2 separate regions of the Homo sapiens genome follow, and region 2 is linked to region 1. Evidence: read pairs that join two places in POLR2A ChIA-PET (ENCODE). Cell type or tissue: OCI-LY7. All regions are shown on one strand. Links, peaks and the distances in the headings refer to the core of each region. The heading gives the core; the rest is flanking DNA.

Evidence for each region. Peaks named below come from ENCODE experiments on the same cell type or tissue, not always from the same donor. Only the 100,000 strongest peaks of a DNase experiment are listed, where the experiment ranks them.
Region 2: POLR2A ChIA-PET joins it to region 1 with 5 read pairs; 4 of 35 experiments call an interaction of 5 or more read pairs at or near these places.

Annotation. Positions count from the first base shown.
Region 1 is chr2:47,857,681-47,874,170 of GRCh38, forward strand. All of the region lies in intron 1 of FBXO11 (F-box protein 11), which reads right to left. Among named protein-coding and RNA genes, the nearest start is that of FBXO11, 41 kb to the right of the region's middle. RefSeq lists a silencer at 12,210-12,504. In OCI-LY7, for the core only: no CTCF peak of the experiment used is centred there; a DNase peak (open chromatin) is centred at 9,801; H3K4me3 peaks cover 1,135 bases; H3K27ac peaks cover 854 bases.
Region 2 is chr2:48,359,259-48,375,748 of GRCh38, forward strand. It overlaps FOXN2 (forkhead box N2), which reads left to right. Exons shown (of 7, transcript NM_002158.4): 5 at 3,385-3,449; 6 at 14,034-14,102; 7 at 15,662-16,490. The coding sequence ends at 16,185. Among named protein-coding and RNA genes, the nearest start is that of FOXN2, 53 kb to the left of the region's middle. In OCI-LY7, for the core only: no CTCF peak of the experiment used is centred there; no DNase peak of the experiment used is centred there.

The DNA of each region.
Region 1 (16,490 bases), core at 7,197-12,196:
CAAATGAGCAAAGCTAACTCAGGAGCTTTGTCACGAGAAGTCACAGTAAACTCGAGAAGGAAGTCTTCAGGAACTCAAAGTCATTGAATGAATATACAAAACTGGCAGACGCAGGACTACAGAAATATTTTTTAGGCAAGCCTGTTTCTTACCATCAAAATTACAAGACAGCCTTTGCAGCTGGAAATACAAGAATCATAAGGCAGACGCAGCAGACTTTTAAAAATCGCCATTATTTTGTCCTTTATATGGGCAAATATATATATATACACACACACATACATATATTTCAAATCTTTACCAAAGTAGATGAAATATCGCATTAAAGAACAGCAGATGGCGCCAAAATATCTTTTTAAAAAAATCATTGCCTTGGGTCACTATAAAAGAGCGTAAACTAGAAAAAAAAATACAAATTATCCAAGTTTTATTTTTATTTTTTTGAGGCGGAGCCTCACTCTGTTGCTCAGGCTGGAGTGCAGTGGCGTGATCTCAGTTCACTGCAACCTCTGTCTCCCAAGGTTTCGCCATGTTGGCCAGGCTGGTCTTGAGCTCCTGACCTCAGGTGGTCCACCCACCTCGGCCTCCCAAAGTGCTGGGATTACAGGCGTGAGCCACCGTGCCCAGCCCACTTATCCAAGTTTTCATGTAGTAAATCTACAGACTGATGTCAATAACAATGTTCTAAAGCATGAGTACTTAATGAAAAACATAATACAGGCCAGGCGTGGTGACTCACGCCTGTAATCCCAGCACTTTGGGAGGCCAAGGTGGGCAGATCACCTGAAGTCACGAGCTCAAGACCAACCTGGCCATCATGGTGTATCCCCGTCTCTACTAAAAATACAAAAATTAGCTGGGCATGGTAGCACATGCCTGTAATTCCAGCTATTCAGGAGGCTGAGGCAGGAGAATCCCCTGAACCTGGGAGGCAGAGGTTGCAGTGAGCTGAAATCATGTCATTGCTCTCCAGCCTGGGCAACAGAGTGAGACTCTGCCTCAAAAAAAAAAAAAAAAAAAGAAAAGAAAAATGAAAAACATAATACAAATGCAAAAACCTGAACTGACTTATCTAGAAAAAGGGTCGGGCGCAGTGGCTTATGCCTGTAATGCCAGCACCTTGGGAGGCCAAGACGGTTGGATCACGAGGTCAGGAGTTCAAGACCAGGTCAACATGGTGAAACCCCGTCTCTACTAAAAATACAAAAATTAGCTGGGCGTGGTAGCCCGCGCCTGTAATCCCAGCTACTCAGGAGGCTGAGGCAGGAGAATGGCTTGAATCCGGGAGGCGGAGGTCGCAGTGAGCAGAGATCGCGCCACTCTGCACTCCAGCCTGGGCGACTGAGCAAAACTCTGTCTCCAAAAAAAAAAAAAAAAAGAAAAGAAAAGAAAAGAAAAAGTATTAATAGCTATAAAATTAAAGGAATTCATATCAACATTTACTTCAACTCTTAATGGCACTAACAGAACTAATGAGCAATACAGGTAATTTAAAGCCACTCTTCAGAGATACGTATTTCCTTTCTTGATTCTAGGATGCGATGTATAAGCAGAAACACTACAATAAAATGTACCCAACTAATCTGAAGATCATCCAGAGTTCAAAATATTAAAATACAAAAATAAAAAATGAAAAAAAATTAAGGATTTAGAGAACTTGTGCCAAAGTCAATGGTTCGCTTTTATCATGATATTGGAGTTAAGACTGAATTCAATTTCAGATGTCTTGGAGGATTTTTTAAAAAAAGATTAAACTAATTTCACCGATTGGTGCTGTGAAGAGAGGTTGGGAAAAACTTGGCAAAGATTTAAAAGTAACAGGCTCTAGATGATTTACATACATACACAAAAAGAGTATATTTCCATAAATGGATGAGACCTCAAGAAAGATTCTCTTCCAATCCCTTGTATACAAACAGCTGAAGCTTTACTCTTGTCTTTCTTATTTGCAGCCCTCAAAGTGTTTTCACAGTTACGCTTTCAAGGTAGCTGGGGGGTTTACACCCTTCAAGCACTGAAACAGAATTTTAACTTTAATCATTTTGATTAAAAATATTTCCAAACCCAATTATGTTGTCTTTTAAGACAAGGATATTCTTAAAATAATATTAATACTTTCATATTATAAGATAATCATTAGGATCATGAAATAGTCTATTTTTTTGTGCTAGGATGAGACCTGAGATTGAGGCCCCATTTATCAGTACCAAGCTATTTTCTAGAATAAGTTATCCTAAATGCTTAGTTTGAGATTCTCATGAAAAGTTCATAGATTTTCCCCCCTTTCTTGCTGTCATGTTGCTGTTTCTAGCTGTCCATGGGCTAACTATAAAATCCTCTCTTCTCTGATAAACCGATAAAATAAGCTTAGGAGACATGTCTGTTTTTAAAGTAAGAGTAAACGGGCACTAAATGAGAGCTTAAGAGGTTTTTTCCAAGAAAGAACATGGGTTTTAGAACTATGCTATGCTGCTCAGAAGTCTTTATTGCTTCTGTTTCTTAGTGTTAAATGAAACTGCTGGGCACTTTATTCCAAATAGTTAAACTACTCATTTTTATCACTGTGCCCTGACTAGCTAACTCATTTGCCAGAGAGCACAGAACCAAAGAATCTCCAACAGCCAGGGCATGAGAAATTGGCTATATTTCACATGGCTAGCTAATAAATTTAAACAACAATTATGAATGTAAGTTTTCAATCCTTAGCCTTAAGAATTATTTTACCCTGGATTTTTTTTTTTTTTTTTGGAGACAGAGTCTGGCTCTGTCGCCCAGAGTGGAGCGCAGTGGCACAATCTCGGCCCACTGAAACCTCCGCCTCCCAGGTTCAAGCAATTCTCCTGCCTTAGCATCCCAAGTAGCTGGGACTACAGGTGCATGCCACCACGCCCAGCTAATTGTATTTTAGTAGAGACAGGGTTTCACTGTGTTGCCCAGGCTGGTCTCGAACTCCTGAACTCAGAAAATCCACCTGCCTCGGCCTCCCAAAGTGCTAGAATTACATGCGTGAGCCACCACGCCCAGCCTACCCTGGGTTATTAACTAAGGCTAATCAAAACTTTTCCCTGCAGGAGAGAGAGAGAAAGAAAGTCAAACCAGTCACATAGAATAACTGTGTTCCACTGGAAAATAGGAAAAAAAAAAAATCAGTTGTTTTCCCCTATTTTTTTTTTTTTTTTTTTTGAGACGGAGTTTCACTCTCGTTGCCCAGGCTGGAGTGCAATGGCGCAATCTCGGCTCACTGCAACCTCCACCTCCCGGGTTCAAGTGATTCTCCTGCCTCAGCCTCTGGAGTAGCTGGGTTTGCATTTTTAGTAAAGTCACTACGTCCAGCTAAGTTTGTATTTTTAGTAGAGATGGGGTTTCTCCATGTTGGTTAGGCTGGTTTCGAACTCCCAACCTCAGGTGATCCACCCGCCACGGCCTCCCAAAGTGCTGGAATTACAGGCATGAACCACCACGCCTGGCCTTCCCCTATTTTTAAGTCTTAAACTGGGAAGTGTAGCCGTCCTCAAACTTAGTTGTACACTGTGTACACTTATGTATCTTGTAAAAACATATACATCCACACTTCCTATGGAGTAGATATTGTAATTGACTTCATAATATTCATTCTATCCCATATGAATAGTCTGACCTTTTTTTTTTTTTTTTTTGAGACAAGATCTTGCTCTGTTGCTCAGGCAGAAGTGCAGTGGCACAATCATGGCTCACTGCAGCCTCGATCTCCTGGGCTCAAGTGATCCTTCCACCTCAGCCTCCCAAGTAGCTGAGCCCACAGGTGCATACCACCATGCCCAGCTAATTAAAAAAATTTTTTTTGGAGAGATGGTGTCTTGCTGTATTGCCCTGACTGGTCTTGAATTTCTGGGCTCAAGCAATCCTCCCATCTCAGCCTCCTGAAGTGCTGGGATTACAGAAGTGAACCACAGCACCCAGCCCATTTATGGTGACTCCATACCCTAGGATTGGCAGGTCCAAGCCAATGTGGCCCAATGAGACACAAGAAGTTAACTTGCTTGGTTTTGGCTTCTGGGAAAGAGACGTCCTTCTCTCTTTTTTCCTGATAGATACAAACAAGGATGACGGATGCATTATTTACAGAAGGCAGCCATCCTAGGTCCTTAAGGAGAACTAACCTAAGGCCCATGTTGGCACAATGAATAGGGCACAGCTAAGACAACAGCAGAAAATCAAACACAAAACTTCTTGTCATGTAAGGTTAAGTTTTTTTTTTTTTTCTTGAGATAGAATCTTGCTCTGTTTCTGTTGCCCAGGCTGGAGTGCAGTGGCACAGTCTCAGCTCACTATGACCTCTGCCTCCCAGGTTCAGGTGATTCTCCTGCCACAGCCTCCCGAGTGGCTGGGATTACGGGCGCACGCTACCATGCCTGGCTAATTTTTTTTATTTTTTATTTTTAATAGAGATGGGGTTTCACCATGTTGGCCAGGCTGGTCTCAAACGCTTGACCTCAAGTGATCTGCCTGTTTCGGCCTCCCAAAGTGCTGGGACTACACAGGTGTGAGCCATCGTGCCTGGCCAGTTTTCTTATAGTTTAAGCCAATTTAAATCAGATTTAAGTTACATCCAAAAGCATCTTGAAATTTGAAAAAGCTCCGCTGTTCAAGATACATAACCAGGGTTGAAAGCCATTGGGACTAGAGCAGTAATAGCCTGAAATTCAAAAGAAATGAAACAAAGGGCGGGTGATATGAAGAACTGGAAAGGAAAATGAAAATAAGAATCAAAATCTAATCTGTGAGGCAAACTTTTTATTTTTTATTTTTTTAAGAGATAATGTCTTGCTATGTTGCCCAGACTGGTCTTGAACTCCTGGGCTCAAACAATCCTCCTGCTTCAGCCTTCCAGAGCAGCTAGGACTATTGTGCCACCACGCTTGGCTAAAAGGGCAAATGTTTAATCATAAAAATGTAAGTGCAAATCTCAAAATATGCACAATGTATAATTCTCTCTCTGGATCATCTTTTAGCAGTGATCACCACAGTACAAGTACATAAATGCTGTATAATAACTATAACAAATCTAAGAACAATTAGCCCAAAGACTTACAGCAGCTTCAAAAACGTTTTCAGCCGGGCGTGGTGGCTCACACCTGTAATCCCAGCACTTTCGGAGGCTGAGGTGGACAGATCACCTGAGGTCAGGAGTTTGAGACCAGCCTGACCAACATGGTGAAACCCCATCTCTACTAAAAGTACAAAAATTAGCTGGGTGTGGTGGCGCATGCTTGTAATCCCAGCTACTTGGGAGGCTAAGGCAGGAGAATCGCTTGAACCCCGGAAGTGAAAGTTGCAGTGAGCTGAGATCGCGCCATCACACTCCAGCCTGGGTGACAAGCGTAAAACTGTGTCTCAAAAAAAAAAAAAAAACAAAAAAACAAAAACAAAACAAAAAAAACCACCATACACACACAAAACAAAACGAAACAAAAGTTTTCCCCTTGCCTTCAAATCTATTTCAATATAGAAAATAAAACCAAAACATTGTTGTTAGGTTAGCTCAACATATAGTAGTCTCAAGTTAAAAATGCTATAGGAGAGCTAATGAGCTAATTATTAAATTAGAATTCTATTTACACTTTCTTGTTAGGAATAATCACTAGTTGATTTTATAAAAGATATTCTGCTTTCAGGCCAACAGAGAAACAGAATTAAATAAAAATATACTTTAATGTCTACAAGTGCTCTTAAACAGCTCGTTTACATGGCTCTGAAACAACACAGCTAAAGAAAACTTAAGCGAAACCTATAATCAAATCATAAAGGCATTAGTTTAATAAACTCTTCTTTAAAGAAAGGGTCTACAGACAGCTCCTAATTTATGAAGTACCTAAATAAAAGTGGTAACTTTATTTCAAAAGTTTCCCCTAGTTCTCACTAGACCTAATATTTTGGGGTTATGGCATAACAGTTTTTCAAGGAATTGGTTAAATCTGAAGAAATATAGCATCCTCCTCTAGAACACAAAGGCCGGGTGCGGTGGCTCATGCCTATAATCCCTGCCTACGGTGGGCAGATCACTTGAAGTCAGGAGTTTGAGACCAGCCTGGCTAACAGGGTGGAACCACATATCTACTAAAAATATAAAAATAAGCTGGGTATGGTGGCACATGCCTGTAATCCCAGCTAATTGGGAGGTTGAGGCAGGAGAATTGCTTGAACCCTGGAGGTGGAGGTTGCAGTGAGCCAAGATTGTGCCAATGCACTCCAACCTGGGAGACAGAGTGAGACTCTGTCTCAAAAAAAAAAAAACCAAAACCCCATAAAGACAAATCAATAAATCTAAAGCTGGATTTAGGGTTTTGCTATTTTGAACAAAATGGTAGTCAAGTTACAATACGGCATATGTGCTGGAATTTTTAATTTATTTCCATTAAAAAGCTGGTAATTTGGTCATGTTTACAAAGGCATGTGACTTCATTGATCTTCACAGTTATAAGACTAACATAACTATGGTAGTTAAACAGAATCCCTCCTAATTAAATGTTCCTATTCATTAAATATAAAAAAGCATTTATTAAGTACTCACGGTATTTCATGAGAAAACATATAATGAAAGAGACAGAAACTACCTTTGAACAACTCATAATTAAAGACAGGAATTGGCTGGGCGTGGTGGCTCACGCCTGTAATCCCAGCAGTTTGGGAGGCCAGGGCAGGCAGATCACCTGAGGTCAGGAGTTCAAGACCAGCCTGGCCAACATGGCAAAACCCCATCTCTACTAAAAATACAAAATTAGCCTGGTGTGGTGGTGCATGCCTGTAATCTCAGCTACTCGGGAGGCTGAGGCAGGAGAATTGCTTGAACCCGGGAGGCAGAGGTTGCAGTGAGCCAAGATCTCACCACTGCACTCCAGGCTGGACGACAAGAGTAAAACTCCATCTCACAAAAAAGACAAAAATAAACAAGAATCTAGATTAAATAATGGTAAATAAGAGACTAGATTTAATAAATTATTTATGTTATAAACAAACAATAGAGGCTCTGTCAAGATGAATAAAAGTCCACAGAGGTCAGGTAAATCACTAACTTACTCACTAGGGCAATGACATATCTATGAATTAGGTATTTTCACCCACATCAAGTGACAGAATTGAAAAGAAGCAAAGCCTTGAAATTTACTTCTACTAAATGAATCAACATGTATTATAATAGTCTATTTGTTATGTGAGACAAGAACACTCTTTCCTCATTTATTTGCCAACAATACTTTAAGTAAAATATTAGTGTAACACTTGACAAGACTTTCATTCTACGTGTACAAACAAAACACCTGGGCGCTTGTTAGTTTAAACCTATTTATAGAGTAAAATTTTCTTAAACTAAAAATTTCCTGAACTGTTTCCTGTTTCCACAGGAATTAACAGAGTTGTGTTAATTGTAGATATACATGAACCACAGTGTCTGGCAGGTAATAAGTGCTCAATAAATACCCATCAATAAACAAACTGCAGCAGAACCTGATTGTATCTTTGTGACAGAAACTGCTATCACCCCAAATCTATTTACCCCTTCGGTGATAGAACCCAGATTTTAACCTGCACAGATGAACATCTTGAATAAAGCTCACATTTCTCAGCTGCTCTTATTACTGAGTTGGCCATCTGACTAGGTTTTGGCCAATGGGCTACATGGCCAATGGGCTACAGGTGTCCTGTATGACTTCTGAGATATGTTCTAAAAGAAAGAAAGAAGGCCCTTCTTCACCCTTTCTGCTTCCTGCTAGAAAGAATGTTGGAGAGTGAACAAATAGTTTGAACCATAAAGGCTGTGTTTACAGACTGCAGACTAATAAATAAAACAGGGGCCTAGGTCCCTAATGTCATAGTGGAGCCTTCATACCAACTCTAGATGCTTACCTGTAGACTTTCATCACAACAGAGAGGAATAAACTTCTATCTTGTTAAACAACTGTTGTTTTGGGTTTCCTGTCACTCTGGCAGATCTAATTTTAATTAATAGTCATACAAAGTAAAAACACTCTACATTTGTGTAAAAATCTTAAATAAATTTAAGACACTGGTGGAAACAACATGGGATATTATTAGAGTCAACAAAATGTGTTCAAATACCAGCCCCAATACTTAGCTATATGATTGTGGGCAGACACTCAGCCTCATTGAGCCTCAGTTTCCACATGGGTAAAATGGCAGAAAAATATTTACTTCTGAGAACCACTGTGAGGATTAACTATGATAAAGGGAGAAAGAAGGAAACAAAGGAAAAACAAATAATCAGCAAAGATACTTTTAAAAACATTAGCTGGGGTCAGGTACAGTGGCTCATGCCTATAATCCCAGCACGTTGGGAGGCTGAGGCAGGAAGAATCACTTGCAGCCAGGAGTTCAAGACCAATCTGGGCAACATAGCAAGACTCCCATCTCTACCGAAAAAAAATTGGCTGGGCATGGTGGCACACAACTGTAGCAGCTACTTGAAAGGCTGAAGCAGGAGGAACTCCTGAGCCCAGGAGTTTGAGGCTGCAGTGACCTAGGATCTTGCCACTGCACTTCAGCCTGGACAAGTCAGACCCCTTCTGCTTCAAAAAAAAAAAAAAAAAAAAAAGTGGGAAAGGGAAATAAAAATGATTCAAAACCCAAAAATAACGTGGAAAGCAGGTAATTCAAATACACTCTATCTCATCTTTTATAACATACAACATCTACAAAATGAGGGTGCTGTGTTACAGGGTATCTAAAAGTTCTTCCAGCACTAAAAAACTGCGTCCCAAAATGATGTGTTCTGTTACACATATCTACGCTAGCAAGTTTGTTTTTTTTTTTTTCTTTTGAGACGGAGTCTTGCTCTGTCGCCAGGCTGGAGTACAGTGGCGTGATCTAAGCTCACTGCAAACTCCGCCTCTCGGGTTCAAGCGATTCTCCTGCCTCAGCCTCCCGAGTAGCTAGGATTACAGGCGCGCACCACCATGACCAGCTAATGTTTATATTTTTAGTAGAGATGAGGTTTCACCATGTTGGCCAGGATGGTCTCGATCTCCTGACCTCGTGATCTGCCCACCTCGGCCTCCCAAAGTGCTGGGATTACAGGCGTGAGCCACTGCGCCCGGCCTATGCTAGCAAGTTTTCCTAAAACCTTTCAGCTGCATGTCACTTTGAGAAAAAATACCCACCCTCCAAACATACTTTGATAACAGCCAGGATTCTCCATGATGAGCCTTGATCATCTTCAGACTACTTTTAAATATGAACACTGTTCTGACTCTGCAAAATGTTTTGTGTTCTCTGGCATCTTTTATATGTACTCAAAAACAGAGTTGCAATATCTAAGAATTAAGGCCCTCTGATGATACTCACAACTTATAAATAAGCTACCTGAAAACTAAAAATCTAATTGCTCCCAGGTTCCAGATTTTGTCTAACATTGCTTCATTTAATTAATTGCTTTAATTACTTAATTTCATTATTCTCTCCTCTCTTTATTGGTACAGTGCAGTATCAGTCAGATAGGCTAGTTTAAGCTGCAGTAACAAATCCCGAAAATCTCCAGTCTAGCTTAAAACAACAAAGATTTATTTGTTGTTCACTTTACATGTTTATCCTGAGTTAGTGAAGAGCTCTGCTCCATAGAATCATCCTCCACTGGAACTCAGCTTATGGAGCAGCTATTCTTTTGAAACACTGCTAGTTGCAGCAGCAGAAATAAAAGAGAGTTCTGGAAGTTCTCATACTGGCAATTAAATGATTGGCCTGGAAGTGACACACCAACTTCCATTCACAACTCTTTGGTCAGAACTGTTCACACGGCCCAATGACAAAGGGGTCAGGAAGTGCCAGATGGAGGAGAGCCAAAAATAATTACTAAGCAGTATAAATGATTACTGTAAGTCCCAGTCTAACGACACATATGAAAAAGGTTAAATGTTTTTAGTGATATAGATTTGAGAAATTATTAATTCTAATGGCCATTTGATCACTTAAGAACATCAGGACCTTAAGCTTCACTGAAATCACAAACATAAACTTCCAGATTCCAGGGGAATCTATATCAAATGCCTGGAGTAAGTCAATAAAGAACTGACACACATTATCTGCATATTGTTATCTATGTAGACATGGATACATACATACATACATATTCTCCTAAAGACATAGTACATTTCCAGGGAAATAGAGATGACAATGTCAGCCCAAATTTGAGGCTTTAAAAAAACCCATTAATTCATCCCATGTTAGTTTCTCATGTCCAATAATTAGAAACAACAATTTTTTTTAAGTCTCTGAATATGGGCCAAACAGTTAGCAAGAGTCATATACTTAAATGCCTGAAGATCACAGGTAAAGAAAGTGAGTGAAGTAAAACATTAACATCAGAGGAGGCAGAGAACTGAAGAACTTAAGGCCCACACAATCCTTACCCACTGCAAATCCCTGGACAACTACTGCCATGTCAGAATTCAAGCCAGTGTTACTGGATGGTCCGAAATGTATAAAGCAGCTGGGATTCCAGCTATTCAGGAGGCTGAGGCAGGAGAATCACTTGAACCCGGGAGGCGGAGGTTGCAGTGAGCCGAGATCGCGCCACTGCACTACAGCCTGGGGGTAGAGCAAGACTCTACCTCCAAAAAAAAAAAAAAAAAAAAGCTGGGAATCAAGACTATGTGAAATCTCTGGAAGCTTTCATGTTCTTCTCATTATTCCTGGGTACCCTGAAATTTCACAATATGCCACAGTGTGGGCCTTTTAACATTCACTGTCATGAATGCTTGCTGGGCCCTTCCAATTGCAAATTCATGTACTTTATTTTTGAGAAATTTTCTTGAAATATTTGTTTGAATTACTTCTCAATTTTTTATTTCTGGAACTCCTAATATTTGAGAGTTGGACCTCCCAGACTGACAGCTCTCTACTTTAATCGCCCACATTCCATATTTTTGTTTTAAAATTCCAGTTCCCCAACCATTGTTGTCATTGCCCAGTAGGCTCATAAACAAAGTGGCCATACTGGGAGGAATGGAGGTTATACATGGGCTTAGCAACAGGGACTTCTACTTGCCAAGGTTGATTTGGCTATGGCTGCTGTTGAGCGTCCAATTTGGTAGCAGCAGAGGCCAATACTTAGCCCCCAATATAGTACCATTTCCTGGGGTGATCAGCCAGGTACCTAGTGGCAGGTGGATTACACTGGACCATTTCCATGATGAAAAAGGCAACATTTGTTCTCACTGGCATAGACACTTCACAGCAAATGAAAGGCAGCAATGGGCCCATGTTCATGGAATTCGCTGGTCTTACCCCGTTCCCAGCATCCTGAAGCAGCTGGCTTCACAGAACAAAGAAGTGGCCTTTTGAAGATTCAGTTACAACGTTAGCTAGGTGGCAATACTTTGTAGGGTTGAGGCAAAGTTCTACAGGAGACTGTGTGTTCTGAATCAGTGTGCTATATACAGTGTTATTTCTTCCACGGCCAGAATTCACAGGTCCAGGAAACAAACGGTGGAAATAGGAGTGACACCACTTATTTATTACCCATAGTAACTCACTAACGAAATTTCTGCTTCTTGTCTCTGTGAGCTTATGCTCTGCTGGCCTAAAAGTTTTAGTTCTAGGCTTTTATCAAGAGACACAATAATGATTTCACTGGAAGTTAAGACTGCCACCTGGCCATTTTGGACTCCTTATGCCTTTGAATCAACTGGCAAAGAAGGGTGTTATTGTGCTGGCTGGAGTGACTGATCTTGACAACCAAGCGGTAACTAACTCTACAATGAAGGAAAGGAAAAGTTATATCTGAAATACAGGAGATCCCCTAAGGCAACTCTCTTAGCAGTACCATGCCCTCTAATCAAATGCAATGGAAAACTACAACAACCCAATTCAGGTGGGACTACTAATGGCCCAGACACATCAGGAATGAAGGTTTGGGTTATCCCACCAGGTAAAGATCCACGGCCAGCTGAAGTACTTGCTGAAGGCAAAAAGAGTACAGAATGGGTAGTGGTAGTTATAAAGAAGTTATAAAGAAGGTAGTTATAAATACCACATAGTATGTAAGTTATAGGATTTCAAGAAGAGCAAACCCCACTCACGTGTTTTGCATCCTTTTTTGGGGCAAGGGTTAGTACACTTTTGGTCATAAACAGGATAGTCATATCCTATTAGGTGGAAGTATGACCTGGCTAATTGTTTTATTTTTAGTAGAGACAGGGGCTTCACCATGTTGGCCAGGCTAGTCTTGAACTCCTGACCTCAGGTGATCCACCCACCCTGGCCTCCCAAAGTGCTGGGATTATAGGAGTGAGCCACCAAGCCTGGCCAAGATTAGAATTTAAATTGGTGAACTCTGAGTAAGCTGACTGCCTCCCATGTGGGTGGGCCTTATCCATTCAGTGGAAGATCTGAATAAAACACAAAGGCCTCTCCAAGCAAGAAGGAATTCTCCAGTCAACTGCCTTCGGTGTTCATCTGTACCATCAGCTCTCCTGAGTGTCTCTCTCTCTCCCTATGAATATAGCCTATTGAGTTCTGCTTCTCCAGAGAACCCTAATACACATGGATTTTTAAATTAGTGTTATTGCTACTTACCATCTCATTCTGCTTCTTAAGTTTTCTGCTCTGTACTACCCATAAATCTAAAGAGTTGCTTCTGATTGCTACATAGTCTCTGTGTGTGGGCTGAATTGTGCCTCTTAAAATGGTATTATGTCCTAATCCCTGATACCTGTGAACGTGGCCATATTTGGAAATAGGGTCTTTGAAAATGCAAGTTAAGGGAGGTCTTTAGGGTGGGGCCTAATTCAATAGGACTAGTGTCCTCATAAAAAGAGGAAAGTGCCAATGTGAAGACAAACACAGAGGGAGAATGCTATGTGACAAGAGGCAGAGACTGAAGTGATGCAGCTGCAAACCAAGGAATACCAAGGATTAACAGCTACTACCATAATCTACAAATAGGCAAGGAAAGATTCTACCCAGATTCTCAAAGAATCATGGTGCTGCTGCTACTTTGATTTTAAACAGAAGTGTAAGAGAATAAATTTCTGTTGTTTCAAGCTCCCAGTGTGTGGCAGTTTGATATGGTAGCACTAGAAAAGCTAGTATGAGCACTCACAAATTTTACTTATCTACATTCAGACTGATATGTGGAACACACAGGCTGTCACCAACTTCCTGCCACTACAAATAATATGGCAATGAATACCCATGTACATATCCCTTTATGAAACTCTTACAAATACTCTGAGATGTCTAAAAATGAAATTACTGGATCATAGGACATGCACATACTACTACTTGAGCTCCAGAATGGCTGCAAAGTCTACGCTCACTAACACTTGGCATTATCCTCCGCAGGGGTTTTAGAAAGTCCACAAATGCTTTGATACTCCTCTTCCTTGAGTATTGATACTCCTCCCCTTAAGTATTGGTTGAGCTTAGTGACTTCTAATGAACAGGAAGTGGTGATAGTATGCAATTTGGGAGAGTAGGTGATAAAAGACACAGTAGCTACCTGCTTGCTCTCTTCGATTACTTGCTCTGGACAAAGCCACGTGCCCTATCACCAGAAGACGCTTTATGAATCCACTCAAGCAGCCCTGTGGATAGGACCAGGCAACAGAAAATTGAGACCTTCTGCAAACAATTAGCAAGACACTGAAGCCTCTTGCCAACAGCTACGTGAATGAGACATCCTGAAAGCACATACTCCAGCCCCAGTCAAGACTTCAAATGACTATAGCCCTGGCCGACAGTTTGAGTGCAACCTAATGAGACTTTGATAAAGATGTTAAATTTGGGGGTAATCTGTCATGAAAGACAACTAAATGCATTCATTCAGTTTTCTGGTTTTTCTTCCCCTCAAACTAATAGGTATAAAATGAGATCTCATTTTAATTTACATTTTTTCTGACGACTAATTATTTGAACATGTCTTCATAGGTTTATTAGCTTTGAGGTTCATTCCATAAACCGCCTATTTAGAACCTTTGTGTATTTTTATATTAGGGTGGCTATCTTTTTCCTTTTGATTTCCAGGAGTTCCTTGAATCCTGTAGATGTTAAATCCCTTGTTAGATTTCACATTTTGAAAACATCTTTTCCCATACTATCATGATGTCCCTTCAATGCACAGAACTCTTTAATTCTGACATAAACAAATTCATTCCACTTTTTGACATGAGCAATGTGCTTTTAAAGTTCTGTAAACAATCTTTTCCCAATACTGGGGATAATCTGTCAACATTTCTATACGTTCCACATGTCATATATATTTTGATGTTTTTAATTTACAAGAGCTCATTTTTGTTCTTTAATGATCCTTATTTATAACCTCCAGTTCTGACTTCACAAATAACAGTAGCTTCTTTTATCCCTCTGAATCTTAGTTTCTTTCACGTTTTCTTTTTCCGGCACCATTTCTGCTGCTTCCAATGCTCTGGCTTCCATCTTTCCTGTTATAAGTTTACCTCAATTCTCTGGTAATCTCCAGCTATCCATAAATGTATTAGAGTTAAGGCATAAAATGCTGTTTAGAAATTCTGTGTGAGGTTTTAACTGGTAGGATTTAGTGTAGAGCTGCAGTTCTTAAAAAGTGTAGTCTGGGAATTCCTGGCAGTCATCAAGGGATGGCTTTCGGAAAGTATTAAAGTCAAAACTATTTTCATTATTGTATAATTTGTGTGCGTGAGACAGTTTCGCTCCTGTTGCACAGGCTGCACTGCAATGGTGTAGTCTTGGCTCACTGCAACCTCTGCCTCCCAGGTTCAAGCAATTCTCTGCCTCAGCCTCCCCAGCAGCTGGGACTACAGGAGTGCGCCACCATGCCTGCCTAATTTTTGTATTTTTAGGAGAGACGGGGTTTCACCATGTTGGCCAGAGTGGTCTAAAACTCCTGACCTCAGGTGATCCGCGTGCCTCGGCATCCCAAAGTGCTGGGATTACAGGCGTGAGCCACCGTGCCTGGCCTTATTTTCATTATTAATAGACATTAAGACATTATATTTTTTTGCACACTTTATTACAAGTACACAGTAGAGTTTTCCAGAGGCCACATACCTGACATGGGATATCACTACAGCCCAAATGCAGAAGCAGATATTAAAATGTAGTCAATTCCTGTTAAGCTGGCCATTAGATTCACAAATATGTAAAACTATTCCACTCTAAATTTTTGTTTTGGAAAATAGTTATTTTCCACAAAAATTATGTCATGTAACATATTTAATAGATTACTGTTGCTTTTAAAGGGACATTTAACATTTTTATTTCTTTAATACAGTAAATATTGATAGCTATAACCCACATTAAAAAAAATCTACTGGGGCACAGGGCTCCACAAGCAGTTAAAAGGGTCTTGTTTAAAAAAGTCTGAGAACTGCTATTGTAGAGTAATAAAGTAGGAACACACAAAGTTTCAGTGTCACTACTGGTAAGTCTATGGATTTATTTTTAGACAGGTTTTCCCAGAAAGTACTCTTCTAGCCTCTTCTTGAAAGGTGTAAATCTAGACGCTAGCACTCAAGGAGGCAGAGGTTTAAAGCACTGGGATGCTCAACTTTTCATATGCAGACTTGCCATTTAATCAACATTTTAGGTTTGAAGGCCCTTCCCTTATCTGTATCTGGTATTTCTCTCCCACAATAAGCCTCAGCTTTCCGCCTTGATGGTAAAGAGGCAAATACCTGGTTGCACAGGACACAGAAAGGAAGCTAAGAAGTCTAACTGCTCTTTTTAAAGTCTTACAACCAGTGCTCCTGGGTTTTATCCTTGCCCTACACGTGGCCCTCAAAGGCACCTGTGTCTCTAATTCCTTAGTCTTTTGAGGTTCTTTGGCATGATTTGGATTATTTCCTGTAGCTTCCATACCTTCCCAGTGCTCCTGGGTTTTATCCTTGCCCTACATATGGCCCTCAAAGGCACTTGTGTCTCTTATTCCTTAGTCTTTTGGGGTTCTTTGGCATGATTTGGCTTATTTCTTGTAGCTTCCATACCTGCCGGCTGTTTCAACTTTATTGGGTACACTAAGTTGCTACCCATTCACTCACTTTTCAGTTTCCAAACTGATTTATTTTGTCCCTCTTACCCTTTTCTCTGTTCTTGTGGGTTTATGCCTTTTAAAAATTATGTTACTGTAACATGATTTCAATTAAAAACAAAGATATGTATGTGTTCAACTTACCACATTTTCATCCCTTTACATTTAATCTGTGTTCCTCTGCTTTGAGTATAACTATTGTAAGGGCAGCTGGCTTTTTTTTAAAATATGTAACTTTAAAGCTGGGCCCGGTGGCTCGTCCCTGTAATCCCAGCCCTTTGGGAGGCCGAGGTGGGTGGATCACGGGGTCAAGCGTTTGAGACCAGCCTGGCCAACATAGTGAAACCCCGTCTCTACTAAAAAGACAAAAAATTAGCCGACTATGGTGGCGGGCACCTGTAATTCCAGCTACTTGGGAGGCTGAGGCAGGAGAATCGCTTGAACCTGGGAGGCGGAGCTTGCTGTGAGCAGAGATTGC
Region 2 (16,490 bases), core at 7,362-12,361, 500 kb after region 1:
ATTTATGTTTTATTTAGTTTTTAGTTTTTAGTTTTTGTTTTTGTTTTGTTTTGTGGACACAGTCTTACTCTGTCACCTAGGCTGGAGTGCAGTAGCGAGATCTCGGCTCACTGCAACCTCCCTCTCCTGGGTTCAGGTGATCCTCCCACCTCGGCCTCCCTAGTAGCTAGGACTACAGGCAAGCACCACCACTCCCAGCTAATCTTTGTCTTTTTAGTAGAGACACGGTTTCACCATGTTGGCCTGGGTGGTCTCTAACTCCTGACTTCAAGTGATCCTCCCACCTCTGCCTCCCAAAGTGCTGGGATTACAGGCGTGAGCCACCATCCTCGGCCTGTTTTTTCTTTTCTTTTCTTTTCTTTTCTTTTTTTAAGAAGTATTTATGGATAAGACATTAGCCTAAGTTAGTTTTCCTTATGGTCTAATTTGTGTTTCTAGAATACAGGAAATTGGTGACTTGAGAACATACACTCTGGGAAATATAGTCAATACTGAGTATAAGTAAACCCTAAAGAAAGTTGTAATATAATTTCAGTTACAAACAGGTCAGATCATTTTAATTGTCTGCAATACTAATGCTAACCTAAAAATGAAGGAAATTAAAAATACATTTAAAATTTTTTAACAAGATTATTAAGTTTGTCATTATAACATTTTATATACATATGTAGGTTTCTTTTTCTGTTTTAGGTTTTTTTCGTAGTACTTAATATTTGAAAAGTATGTTCAAGTCTAAAATTTTTAAATGTTTGGCAAATAAAATAATGCTTTGAACTTTGTTTTTATTTTTTCTGGTAAATATAGTTGTACTGTATTTGCTTATAATTTTCCTTGTCTTTGTTTTCAATCCCAGTAACCCCTGTTGATCTTCTAGCTTCCTCATTTTAAGTTAAATCGGAAAATAATATGACCTTCTTAAATCTGATTTTTGTTTCCTTTTTCTAAAGAAGACTTTAGAGTCTTCTCCAATTTATTATATACCTTCATTTGAATTGAAAATCCCAGATTTGGTTAAAATACTTTAAGGGTAGTTTATAATGGCTAACTTGTTTTTTGAAAAATTTAAAAAGATTTTTAATAAAGTAATAAATGGAAATTTTTAAACATGGAAAAAAGTAGAGAGAAAGTTATAATGAACTCCCAGCTGCAGCAATCATCAACGTTTCATATAGTGGTTAATTTGAATTCTTAAAGTATTGTTAGATAACTTGTAGAGGAGTGGTTGTAGCTGGAATACAGTAAATAGCTGGGAAGGCTAAAGTTGAAATATCAGTAATATATTCACTCACTGAGATTTTAAGCTTCTTTACCATATTATAGATTAGATGGATCATTATAAAAAGAATAACTGAGTGGTTTATCTTTATGAAATGAAACCTAGAAAAGAAGTTACCAGATTTTATATTCTTACTTGGAAATTGATATCTTTATTAATTAATTTTGGTTATTATGAGGCATTTTAAATAATAATTTAGAAACTAATGGTGAGTTCTACTGATGTTCACCTATGTGTTTTACTTAGCTGTGTTGGGTTTTTTTTTTTTTTTGCTGAAGATTAAGCCTGGACAACATGGAGAAACCCTGTCTCTACCAAAAATACAAAAATTAGCTGGGCATGGGTAGTGCACGCCTGTGGTCCCAGCTACTCAGGAGGGTGAGGTGGGAGGATCGTTTGAGCCTGGGAGGCAGATGTTGCAATGAGCCAAGATGGTGCTACTGCACTCCAGCCTGGGTGACAGACTGAGACCCCATCTCAAAAAAAAAAAAAAGATTATATGAAAGAATTGGCACCATTTTTTGTAAACCATCACAAATATATTTTGCTGTCTTTGATATATTGTATTTTCATGTTTCTATCTTTTAGCCTTAATCATAAGTTTAAATGTTAAAAGTGATCTTGTGGCTTTAAAAGAAGATAAAAACTATGGTCAGGTGAGGTGGCTCAAGCTTGTAATCCCAGCACTTTGGTAGGCCGAGGCCAGTGGATCACCTGAGGTCGGGAGTTTGAGACTAGCCTGGCCAACATGTTGAAACCCGTCTCTACCAAAAATACAAAAGTCAGCTGGGTGTGGTGGCACGCGCCTGTAACCCCAGCTACTCGGGAGGCTGAGGCAAGAGAATCATCTTGAACCCAGGAGGCAGAGGTTGCAGTGAGCCGAGATTGCGCCACTGCTCTCCAGCCTGGGCGACAGAGCGAGACTGTGTCTCAAAAAAAAAAAAAAAAGATTAAACTACAACATAAGGGTTATATATAACCTTTTGACTTTAAACCCTTAATATAAAATGAAACATTTTGCCCTTTATGTTGTTTGGCAAAATAACAGTTCCATCTGACATGCTTTTGTGTAGCCCTTGCATATAAGAATTTGTAAGTCTGAGGAAAAGAGTGAGATACAGTATATGTAAAACTATGAATAGGAAATAAACTTTTAAGTTCGTTAACAAATAGATTTTTTTTTCATGCTATCATAAATTCCAAAGAAGAGAAGTAGTTTTTCCCAAAAATATTTTAATTCCTGGATTAAAAAAAGAACTGTTGGTGTCTTTCCATGAATATAGAAAGTTTAATTTTATGTTTATTAATAAAATCAGGAACATACCTGTTTGCTATCACTACCAAGTGTTCCTTAACCATGAATTTTGGTAAATGCTTTTATTTTTGTGGTAATACCTATATTAGTATTATATCAAACTTAAGAATCCAATGCAAAACCAAACAGTAACTATCATGTATTATCTATAGTTCCAGGCATTTTAAATGCATTATTATTATTTAATTATCACAACAGCCTATGTGGGAGATTTAATTATTCCTATTTTACAGATGAAGAAGCTAAGAGATTAATTATTTTGCCTAAGAACATCCAAATAGTTGTGATTTACCTCTTTTGGCTCCTATGCTCTTTCTGCTTTGGCAGACTTTCTAAATTGAGTAGTATTAGCAAAGAAAACAAGGTAAAAATAGTTTGTTTTTGGTGGTACAAATTAGCTGTATTTGTGACTAAGTTCTATAAAAAGTGAAATAGTTGGGTGCAAGTGGCTCACGCCTGTAATTCCAGCACTGTAGGAGGCCAAGGCAGGTAGACTGCTTGAGCCCAGGAGTTTGAGACTAGCTTGTACAACATGGTAAAACCCTTTCTCTACCAAAAAAAATTAAAAAATTAGCCACACATGGTAGTGCATGCTTGTGGTCCCAGCCACTCAGGCAGCTAAGGTGGGAGGATCACCTGAGCTCAGAAAGTCAAGGCTGCAGTAGGCTGAAATCATGCCACTGCACTCCAGCCTGGGCGGCCAGCAGAGTGAGAGAGAACCTGTCAAAAATTAGGGGGAAAAAGTGAAGTAAACATTTTTATAAGCATATTTGCTTTTCTGTTTGTTTTTCAGTGGTTCTTTATCACCTCACTATTTAAGCTCTGTAATCAAGCAGAACCAGGTGCGAAACCTCAAAGGTATGTGTGAATATCAGTACAGTCATGCACCACACAACAATCTTTTGGTCAACAACAGGCAGTGCATAACAATGGTGGTCCCCTAAGATTATAATGGAGCTGAAAAATTTCTATTGCCTGGTGCCCTGGTAGCTTGTTGTAACATTGTGGCACAACGCATTTACTGAAGTTTGTGGTGATGCTGGTGCAAGCGGACTCACTGCACTGCTAGTCCTGTAAAAGTATAGCACGTAGTTATGTACATATGTTAATACTTGATAATGGTAATAAACTATGTCACTAGTTTATGTATTTACTATACTTTTTACTGTTATTTTTGAGTATACTCCTTCCACCAATTAAAAAAAGTTAACTGTAAAAGAGCCTCACACAGGTCCTTTAGGAGGTATTCTAGAAGGCATTGTTACAGTAAGATGACAGCTCTCTGTGTTTATTGTCCCTAAAGACCTTCCAGTGGGACAAAAATGTAGAGGCAGAAGACAGTGATATTGATCTTGACCCTGTGTATGCTCAGGTTAATGTGTGTATTTGTATCTTTGTTTTTAACTAAAAAGTTTAAAAAAAGTTAATTTAAAAATAGAAAAAAGCTTATAGGTTATAAATAAAATATTTTTATACAGCTGTATTATGTATTTTATGCTGTTATTACAAAAGAGTAAAAATTTAAAAAATTAAAAAGTTTATAAAGTAAAAGTTTACAGTAAACTAAGGTTAATGTATTATTGAAGAAAGAAAAAATTAAAAAATCAATTTAGTGCAGCCTAAGTGTACACTGTTTATAAAGTCTACAGTAGTGTACAGTAATATCCTAGGCCTCTACATTCACTCACCACTAACACTCTCTGGCTCACCCAGAGCAATTCCGGTCCTTCAAGCTTCATTCATGGTAAGTACCCTATACAGGTGTACCATTTTAAATATTTGTATAGTGTTTTTATTGTACCCCCTTTTTTGTTCCCTGGCAGAAACTAATAGATCATTTACTGTACCTTTTCTGTGTTTAGATACACAAATACCATTTGTGATACAATTACCTATAGTATTCAGTACAGTAACATGGTGTACAGATTTGTAGCTCAGGAGCAATCCTAGGTGTGTAGTAGGCTATACCATTTAGGTTTAAGCACACTCTATGATGTTCACACAGTGACAAAATCACCTAACAGTACATTTCTCAGAACATATTCCCGTCATTAAACAAAGTATGACTGCATTTTTATTTATTTGTTTTATTTTTAAGAGATGGCGTCTTGCCATGTTGCCCACACTGATCTTCTGAATGCCTGGGCTCAAGTGATCTCCTACCTCAGCTTCCCAAATAGGTGGGACTACAGGTGCACATGACTGTATTTTAATTCATAAAAAATTCAGATAAAAATTTGGGATATTTTGTTGTTGCTGTTTAACATTTTTCTATTTTAACAAGTATTATGTATTTATTATAGGAAATTTGGGCAATAAAAACATTTATTAAAGAGAAAGTAAAGTCATTTATCCCATTGTTAATATTTTATTTTTATTTATTTATTTATTTATTTGAGACAGGTTCTCACTCTGTCACCCAGGCCAGAGGGCAATGGCACAGTCATGACTCACCATAGCCTCACAATCCTGGGCTTAAGCCATCTTCCCACCTTAGCCTCCCAAGTAGCTAGGACTACAGGTGCCATTACACCTGGCTAATTTTGTTGTTAACATTTTGATATAATTCCTTTGGGGTTTTTTTAATGCCACATATGTGAATAGATACACTTGCATGCGTGTATGTACAGGGACACATACATAAACACACACATACTTTTTCTCCAGATACTAGATTCACACTGTGTATACAGTTTTATATCCCTTTTCCATTTATTTTTATGGGTATTTTTCATTGAAAATAGGATTGAATTTTTTAGTAATATCAGTAGAGTTATTACCTTTTCAGGTCTATCTTAGACTAGAAAAGGGGTTGGCAAACTATGGCCCATGGCCATTTCTGGCCTGACATCTGTTTTTGGGTGTCCCATGAGCTAAGGATGGTTTTACATTTGTAAAATGGTTGGAGAAAACAAAATCAAATAACAATAAAATTTCAAGACTGTGAAAATTCATTGCAACAGAGACCTACATATTATATCCTGGGTTTTGCCTCTTAGCATGCAAAGCCTAAAATATTTACCTTCTGACCCTTTACTGAAGAAGTTTGTCATCCCTCAAATTAGAATATGCTTGAAGATATTTCTCCTGTAGGTTATTTAATCTGAAGAACTTTAATTTTAAAAGATAATAAGTTGACTTTTTAAAAGTATATCAAAATTCTGAATTAGTGGGTTTTTTTCTTGTAGATTAGTAGTATATTAAAATCAGTTTTCCTAGCGTTGCTTTGGAGCCTGGAGACATTTTCATAACCTTTAAAAATAGAAAATTTCAGATGAAAACCTTTCTGTGTATCAGAAATATTTTGGCTCTTTGGAACTATACTAAACTGAGCCTCAGAAGCAGTGTGCTGATATCTTTAAAAATAAAGGAGGAAAAGAATATGAAAAAGTTCTAGAGAACCCTGCAAAGAAGTTAAATGGATAGGGGATCTGTTTCAAATAATGTTCTGCCTTAACATAAGACAAATATCCGTGTTCCTGTTACCTACATCAGTCAAATGTGGTTTCTCTTTACATTTAGGTATTGCCAAAATGCCTTTATCTTTGTATTGCCTCAATAAAGTCTGACACTTATTCTCTAAAGCTCAGTTCGTATACATATCTTGAGAACATTTTCTTTGTGAATTCTGGAGTTTACTTAAATCTTTTCTTGCTCTTGTTCTGTTCTATCCAAATTCTTTCTTTCTTTGGGGAACAGACATTTCCACAAGTTTTTGCTGCTAGTTTCACCTGCATGTTTTTCATTTACTAGGGCACAGGTACTTCTTCTTCATCTAATGACTTGTACGTATTATGCATCATCTGTCTAGTGCTACCAGCACCTTACCTCCATTCCTATATGCATGAGTCTTAGGCCTGTTCCTCTAGTAATAATTAACTTAGTGGGGAGGTCGTTGGCATTCTAGGTTAAAACAAATGCACATCTGTCCTGGAATATAATACAAAATTCTCCATGAATTTTAAGGGAAGAAAACATAAAACCTCACAAAAATTTAGGGAATTTTATTTTTGAACTTGGTTGTTTTGGGGTATATTTCTGAGGAAATTTTCTCTTGCCTCTTTATATTATTTCTAGAGAGAAGTTTAAAAAACACCAAGTGGATTAGACATTCATTACAACTAATACTGTTGAGCCAGACTCCTTGTGCCAGACACTGTTGGAGGTTCCTTGGGATATGCATAGATGAGAGACCCAGGCCCTGCTCTTAGAAAATATATACTTTGGCTGGGCACAGTGGCTCACGCCTATAATCCCAGCACTTTGGGAGGCCGAGGTAGGTGGATCACATGAGATCAAGAGTTCAAGACCAGCCTGGCCAACATGGTGAAACCCCATCTCTACTAAAAATACAAAAATTAGCTGGGTGTGTGTTGGCACACGCCTGTAATTCCAGCTACTCAGGAGGCTGAGGCAGGAGAATCACTTGAACTTGGGAGGTGGAGATTGCAGTGAGCCGAGATCGCGCCACTGCACTCCAGCCTAGGTGACAGAGTGAGACTCCAAAAAAAAAAAAAAAAAATGATGGAGAACACCTGATTATCAACGATTTGTCCAAGGTACAACCTCAAACTTTGTGGAACAAAAGTTCTCCCTGGCAGAGAGAATCATAACAATAGAGAGAGTTGTCTGGCAGTTGCTAGGAATCTGTCTGGCATGTTGATATAGACCAGGTAGATGTGGTCATTTGCGTGGGCAAGGCAAATGTAGCAGAAGTTTAAGAGCTTATTTAGCATAATAAGGACTTTGAACATCCTCCTCTGCCTAGAACAATTAATAAGCCTTAAGTTGCTTACTTGATGCTTTGCATGCATTATCTAATTTAATCCTTAAAACAACCCTCTGAGGTATTGCTGCCCCTCTTTTACAGATAAGCAAACTGAAGTTTGGGGAGATTAAGTAACTTCTCAAGGTCACACAACTAGTAAGTGGCAAAGAAGGATTCAGATTGAATAATTCTAATTTCAAAGCCTGACTCCTACTAGATAAGTGGCACTGGGAGACCTGCTGAAGAACTTTAAATAGTGAAGTGACATCGTCAGTTTTATGTTTTATAAAGATCACTTAGGTATTATCATTGGCCTCCAATATTAAAACTTACATATTCATCTAACACTTCATAGAATCATCTTTACTGATCATTATATTAGAGCTACCTTTAGACACGGAAAACTAAAGGGAGAGATTAGGCTTAGAACTCCAGAAACTGTTATCAGCCTAAACAGGTGCAGCAGTGTGTTTGTTGTCTCTTGATCAACTTACAATGACTTTTATGTGACAGTATCAATGTTATGGCATTGTATAATAGATAGCAGGAGACACAGGATTCTTACACTGAGATAGCAGAACGAAATTTTTTTTGGTCAATAGTTTGGTTTGGTGTGTATTTAGAGTAAATTCACCTGTTTAAAAATATTACTGAGCTGTTCTAGACACCAAGGTACATCAGTGAAAAAAGCAGACAAAAATGGAACTCACATTCCAGTTAGTAAATTTTAGTAGTTATACTAACTGCTAAAAGCACCTGGTATACTACAAACAGATATAAAATTAAGGTAGTTGATGGTGATGTTAGGGCTACATGTAAAGCTAAGATTTGTGTCTTACTGAAATGAAACTAAACCAGTGGTCCAGACAGCTTAAAGTGTTGGTAATTTATTGAAACTATTCTTCTACTTCAGAGAATTACAAGAGACAGCTTCTCCATCTGGATGCTCTGCAAATGTATATATTAGTTTTGATAGAGACAATAAATCCTTTTGTAATTACTACAAAGCTTATACCATTTGAATTATTTCTATAGTTCTCATATCATTCCTTACACAAATGGACTGAGAGTCAAACAACAGAAATATGCTCGACTTATAACCTTACTCTCATATGGCTAAAACTAGTGTCTGAATTGTTTTTAATTATTTTTAATCATTTCCCAACATCAAGGTTAAGGAAATAAAAACCAACAGGCACAAATTAACAAGTTTTTTAAATTGTTGTTTATTTTTTGTTTTTTGAAATGGTGTCTCGCTCTGTCAACCAGGCTGGAAGTGCAGTGGCACGATCTTCGCTCACTGTAACCTCCACCTCCTGGGTTCAAGTGATTCTCCTGCCTCAGCCTCCCAAGTAGCTGGGATTGCAGACGCGTATGACCTCACCCGGCTAATTTTTGTATTTTTAGTAGAGACGGGTTTCACCATATTGGCCAGGCTGGTCTCGAGCTCCTGACCTCAAGTGATCCACCCACCTCGGCCTCCCAAAGTGCTGGGATTACAGGTGTGAGCCACCACGCTTAGCCAAATTCATGGTGTTGACACGGTTTTGTTTGAACCAGTTATGAAATCAGTAGCATGTTTGAAACTATCAAATTTTGGTTCCTTTTGAACTGGATATGTTAGATAATACAGCTAATAGTGTTATTGTTTTTAAAAACAGAGCCACCTTTAAAATAGAATAAAGTACTTTATCAATGAAAAAATACCATTATGAAGTATTTTCAAATGTGACAATAAACAAATGAGTCTTCAGTTTAAATTTCATAGCAAAATTGGCTGAACGCGGTGGTTCATGCTCGTAATCCCAGCACTTTGGGAGGCCGAGATGGATCCCTCAGGAGTTCAAGACCAGCCTGGGCAACATGGTGAAACCCCATCTCTAGGGCAACATGGTGAAACCCCATCTCTACCAAAAATATGAAAATTAGCCGGGCGTGGTGGTACACACCTGTGGTTCCAGCTACACGAGAGGCTGAGGTGGGCAGATCACTTGAACCTGGGAGGTGAAGGTTGCAGTGAGCCATGATTGCACCATTGCACTCCAGCTTGGACAACGGAGTGAGACCCTGTTGATAAATAACGAACGAATCAACGAAAATAGATTGGGTACTATAATTAAAAATTGTAATTTCTACCCAGAGAATTTTTATTGCTTTTGTTCCACAAAGTTCAAGACTGTACCTTGGACAAATCATTGATAATCAGGTGTTCTCTATTATGATGGTGATTTGGATCATTCATTGCTTATTTTTAATGTTGAAGTTAAACTTTTTTTCACAGTTAATTGGCAAGGCATTGCAGGAAGCACACTTATAAATGTTTTAAACAAATAAGATACAGGCAAAATCCTTTTGCAAAGAAGTGTTTGGTTTCACAAAGTTAATTTCATGTTGGAGATTTCAAATTAATTTGGCTATAAGTTATCTACCATAAATAAATCTATTTAAGGTGTATTTTTCCTACCATTCTACTGTTATAGAAACAGTACTTAATTTGTTAACACTTTACAATATTCAGAAATGGTATTCATGTAGCTTTCTTATGTTATCAGGATAAGCCTCTTACCAGTTTTAGGTGTTGTGTTTCAAAATAATGTTCCTTGAATCATAATGGATGTTTGTTAAAAGAAGTGAAGTTAGGCCAGGCGGGGGTCTCACGCCTGTAATCCCAGCACTTTGGGAGGCCAAGGCGGGTGGATCATCTGAGGTCAGGAGTTCAAGACCAGCCTGACCAACATGATGAAACCCCATCTCTACTAAAAATACAAAAATTAGCTGACTGTGGTTGCGAGTGCCTGTAATCCCAGCTACTCAGGAGGCTGAGGCAGTAGAATCACTTGAACCCAGGAGGCAGAGGTGGCAGTAAGCTGAGATGGTGCCATTGCACTCCAGCCTGGACGACAAGAGTGAAACTCCATCTCAAAAAAAAGAAGTCAAGTTAGAGATATACTAATTTTTTAGTAAGTATATTTTATAGGTGCTTCATTTATAAGATAAAGTTTCTGTAATTGGTTTCTCATTATAATGCATTTTCTTGTTAGATTATTTTACCGTCACCTTCCTCTTTTATAAAATTAGAAACAAGGTAGATCCTTTTTATTAAAAAGAAAATTTAGGCTGGGCACGGTGGCTCACACCTGTAATCCCAGCACTTTGGGAGCCTGAGGCGGGAGGATCACTTGAGCTCAGGCAACACGGTAAAACCATATCTCTACAAAAAATAAAAATAAAAATGAGCCAGGTGCGGTGGTACATGCCTGTGGTCCCAGCTACTTGGGAAGCTAAGGTTGAAGGATCGTTTGAGCCTGGGAGGTTGAGGCTACAGTGAGCCATAATTGTGTCACTACACTCCAGCCTGAGTGACAGAGGGAGACCTTGTATCTCAAAAAAAGAAAAGAAAAAAAAAAAGAAAAATTAGTTTATGGAGAAGTAATCTCTCTGTTGGGGCTTTTGCATAATGCCATGCAAGTTGTGCCCTCTGCAAGTCCACCTGGCTTAAGGCAGTGAGTGGGGCCTGAAATTCAGCCCACATTCCATTCGTCTAGCTGTGTGCCTTGAATAGGGAACCATTCACCTGGAGGAAGATTTGCCTTTTTTCCAACTCACACAGAGACACAATATGGGCTAGCGGCTGCAACTTTTCTTCTTCAGACGTGTTAGAATACTGAACTCAAAAAGAATTGCCTCAGGCTTCATCCTAAAAGACAGGAATTGGAGAGGTCATTGTTTTTGCTAGCCTCTTGGATGTGGCATGTGGGCATCATTGATTCAAATCCTTTGTACTTGCTCTTCTTTCTGCCCAGTACTCTTTTCCCTCAGATATCATTCTTTCTCTCCCTGAGGTCTTTGCCCAACTGTAGCCTACCTTCTCCTTCAGGATTTCTCTGACCTCTATATTTAAAATTGTAACCACTTTCCCCAACACTCTATTTCCCTTTCCTCTTAATTTTTTTAAATTTCTTGACCATTTGTATGTCTTCTTTTGAGCAATGTCTGTTCTGATCATTTGCCCATTTTTAAATTAGAGGATTTTGGTTTGTTTGTTTTCCTGTTGAGATGCTTGAGTTCCTTTTATATTGTAGATGTTAATCCCCTGTCAGATGAGTAGTTTGCATATATTTTATTCATTCTGTAGGTTGTCATTTCACTGTTGTTTCTTTCCTGTGCAGAAGCTTTTTAGTTTGATATAATTACGTTTATTTTTGCTTTTGTTACCTATGTTTTTGAGGTCTCATTCATAAAATCTTTTCCCAGACCAATGTCCTGAAGTGTTTCATCTTTGTTTTCTCCTGGTAGTTTTATCGTTTCAGTTCTTACATTTAGGTCTTTGATCCATTTTGAGCTGATTTTTGTATAGGGTGACAAGTGGGAGTCTCGTTTCATTCTTCTGCCTGTAGATATATATCCAATTTCTTTTGTATCATTTATTGAAGAAACTGTCTTTCCCCCAGTTAGTATTCTTGGCACCTTTGTCAAAAATCAGTCCACTGGCGGAGGGGGTGGGGCGCGGTGGCTCATGCCTATAATCCCAGGACTTTGGGAGGCCGAGGCAGGCAGATCACTTGAGGCCAGGAGTTTGAGACCAGCCTGGCCAACATGGTGAAATTCCATCTCTACTAAAAACACAAAAATTAGCTGAGTGTGGTGGCACGCCTCTGTAATCCTAGCTGTTCAGGAGACTGAGCACAAGAATCGCTTGAACCTGGGAGATGGAGGTTGCAGTGACCCGAGAACACTCCTCTGCCTTCCAGCCTGGGTGGCAGGGCAAGACTGTCTCCAAAAAAAAAAATAGTTGGCTGTAAATATGTCAATTAATGTCCAGGTTCTCTATTCTGTTCCATTGGTCTATGTGTCTTATTTTTATGCCAGTACCTTGCTTTTTTGGTTACTACAGCTTTGTAGTATATTTTGAGGTCTGTTTGTATTTTGCCTCCAGTTTTGTTCTTTTTGCTCAAGATTCTTTTGCCTATTTGGGGTCTTTTGTAGTTCCATACAACTTTCAGGATTATTTTATATTTCCGTGAAGGATATCATTGGTATTTTGATAGAATTTATAGATTGCTTTGGAGGTAGTATTGTCATTTTAACAATACTAATTTTTCCTATCCATGAGTATGGGATGTCTGTTTGTATTGTCTTCAATTTTTTTGTAGGTATTTTAATTTTATTTTTTGTAGCTATTGTGAATGAGATTGCCATCTTGATTTCTTTTTCAGCTAGTTTGTTGTTTTGTGTGTAGAGATATTACTGACTTTTGTGTATTAATTTTGTATCTTGCAACTTTACTGACTATCAGTTCTAAGAGTTTTTTGGTAGAATCTTTAGTTTTTTCTATATATAAGATCATGTTGTCTGCAAACAGGGACGTTTGACTTCCTCTCTTCCAACATAGATGCCTTTTATTTCTTTCTCTTACCTAATTGCTCTGGCTAGGGCTTCCAGTACTATGTTGACTAAGAGTGGTGCAAGTGAGCATCCTTTTCTTGTTTCAGTTCTTAGGGGAAACGCTTTCAGCTTTTCCCCATTCAGTAAGATATTAGCTGTGGATCATGAGGTCACATTTTACTTGGGGAAAAAGAGGTAAAGTATTATGTGCTGTTTCATAGTGGCCAGCATCTGATTTACTTAAGCCTGTTAGTGTTATCAATAACAACAGCATTTCCTACCTTAAGAGAGTTTATGGTCTAGTTGGAGAGAAAACAAGTCATTATCTTCATGGCTTTATTATCTACAATAACTTTTAAATTAGACATTGAAAGTAAATAGGAAATCTTTATGGTAATAAAAATTTCCACCTTTGAGATATAGATTAGAAATTTCATATCTGAGTCTTATTTTAAATGTCTTTTTGTAAGCTAAAATTTATAAACATTTTCTAACTTTTCTAATTATTAATGGTGTAATTTAGATTATACCATTTTACTTTTCTTTAGTTATTCAGACTAGTATATCACCAAGATGAAGAACTTACAGCAGTAAATATAAGTAGGTATGAGAGCATAACTTTATCTGTTGTAGAACCTGCTGATTTTGCCAGTCTTTTAAAGCCCATTTTTAATGGAGTATCCATTTGACTTCATGAATATTATATAAATTTGTCGTACATGTAGGCTTGTGTATAATCATGACTAAAAACAATAATAATTATTTTTGTTTCTGCATAATTATTCACTTAGCATTTATAGGTTTACATGACCTAGACTGACGAATTACATATTTTTATCTCCTGTAACTGGCATGTAATTAACATAGTACTTCATAACTGCAGATATGCATAGGTAATGATAGTATTCAAGTAAAAATGCAAAAAAAAAAAAAAGGAGTAACGATGTACATTCTTAGCTAATTTAATCTGTTTAAGGGGAAACCTTACTGAAATACAGTTTAAGTTTTCGTTTTCATTGTGAATAATTAAAGAAGAGAACTTGCATTATTTCTGGTATCTCTCCATCTCTTTTACACTGTATTGTTCACAAAACTGTTTCGTGATTTTAAGTGAACAAAATCAGACTTCAGAATAATATATAATATCTCATTTTTGTTTGATGTGCGTTTATGCTTTCTTAGAATATACACCAAAATTGTAACGCTGGTTATCTTCAGGGGCATGCAAATACTTAGAATAGCCTCTCCTTTATAAAGAACATTAATATTATTACTTTTTCCCTTTTCAGAATCTGATATTGATGCTGCTGCTGCAATGATGCTTTTAAATACTTCTATAGAACAAGGAATTTTAGAATGTAAGTAATCATGCCTTTTTTAAAAAAAAATTTTAGTGCCTTTTCAAATTTAACCTAGACTATAAAATAACTATTACAGACAAAAATTACTTCTTTCCAACCAAATTGTATTTTGATCTGAGTAACTCAGTTTCTGTTTTATTATACTTTCATTAATTTATGTGAGCAATTGAGAGATTGAAGTTAATGCTTCGATTTTTCTTACATTGACCAAGAAATGAAGAAAAATATATTTAGAAAATGAACTCAAAGAGCTAAAAGTAAAAATGAAAACTATAAACAAGAAAATATAATAAGTAAAGTATATTTATGAACTTGGACTAGGAAAAGCTTTCTTTAAGATACAAAATGCAAAATCCATGAAGGAAAAAAATGGGTAAATTTAATAAAACATCAAAATTTTAGCATTCTGGTCAGGCATGGTGGCTCACGTCTGTAATCCTAGCACTTTTGGGAGAACAAGGCAGGTGGATCACTTGAGACCAGGAGTTCCAGATCAGCCTGGGCAACATGGCAAAACTCCATCTCTACAAGAAATACAAAAATTAGCCAGATGTGGTGGTGCATGCCTGTAGTCCCAGCTACTCAGGAGGCTGAGGTGGGAGAATTGCTTGAACCTGGGAGGTGGGGGTTGCAGTGAGCCATGAGCACTGCAGTGAGCTGGAGAGCACTGCACTCCAGTCTGAGGGACAGAGTGAGACTCTGTCTCCAAAAAAAAAAAAGCATTCTGACAACAAAATATATCTAAGAAAAGTGACATAAAATGCTGGAGACATGTTTTTTCCATATATAACAAAGGATTAGTATCAAGTATATACATAAAAAGGATTCTGCAAGTAAGAAATAAGAAAACAGTTCAACCGGAAAGTCAGCAAAATATATGACTAGGTGGATCTTAGAAGAGGAAATATATGTGGGCAATACACATGTGAAAAGATGTGTAACTTCGCTAGAAATTCGGGAAACACAAAATGAAATAATATTGAGGTAACTTTTTTGTCCATAAAATTATAAAAAATTTAAGTAATTGAGAATGGTGTTAAGTAGGGAGTAAGTTTTGTCATACACTGTTGGGAGTAAATTGGTACAACCACTTTGGAGGGCAATTTGAGAATACCAATTATAATTTTAAATGTATATATCCCTTAGCAATTTTTTCATATCTCTTTTTAAAAATTACTTGCATATATTCAAGAAAAGGCATCCAGAAGGATTTGTATTGCAGCATGATTTATACTAATGAAAAATTGGAAACAGCCTAAATATTAACACGGAAGTGATTAGCTAAACAGTGGTACATTCATATTGAGGCATTCCTTGTAAGCAATTCAAAATAGTTACATATGCTATAGAAAAGTCAAGACATTGTTAAATGGTTTTTAAATGTTTCAAATTAATGCTTGCAAAATGATGTGATCTGGGTAAAAAAAAATAAAAAATCTACAAAGCATCATGAATCTAAAACATTTGTTGCTCAAGAGTAATGTAGTAGTTTAAAATTGGTCTGTTTTTGCAACCAAACACATTTGACCTATTGATGGAACTTTTATTTTCCACAGGTGAGAAGCCTCTTCCTCTTAAAACAGCATTGCAAAAAAAGAGGAGTTACGGCAATGCATTTCATCATCCCAGTGCTGTACGATTACAAGAGAGTGATTCTTTAGCCACCAGCATTGATCCAAAAGAAGATCACAATTACAGTGCAAGTAGCATGGCAGCACAGCGTTGTGCATCCAGGTCTAGCGTGTCTTCCCTGTCTTCTGTGGATGAGGTATATGAATTTATCCCAAAGAATAGTCACGTGGGAAGTGATGGCAGTGAAGGATTTCACAGTGAAGAAGATACAGACGTTGATTATGAAGATGATCCTCTTGGAGACAGTGGCTATGCATCACAGCCTTGTGCAAAAATCTCTGAAAAAGGGCAGTCAGGCAAAAAGATGCGAAAACAGACATGTCAAGAAATTGATGAGGAGCTCAAAGAGGCAGCTGGATCTCTGCTCCACCTTGCTGGAATTCGTACATGTTTAGGTTCCCTAATAAGTACTGCAAAGACACAAAATCAAAAGCAACGGAAAAAATAGAAATACTTAAAGTGTGGCAATACTCTTTCACTTAATTCTTTACAAGGGATATCAAAGCCATAATGGACTTCATTAGTTTTAGGGTAGGGAAGGGATACTAATTACTTATTTCTTTCAAAACATTTTTGGTTTTTGGTTTTTAAAATTTTTATTAAACAATTGCTGTTAGGATCATGCCTGATCAGAAATACATGATGTGAAGTCCTAAAAGCATAATTTTTGTGATAAATGTGTCCAAGATTTGAAAATTTTTATATAAGAAAATCCCCAGCCTCTGTCTTAAACTTGTGGGACAAAAATCCTTT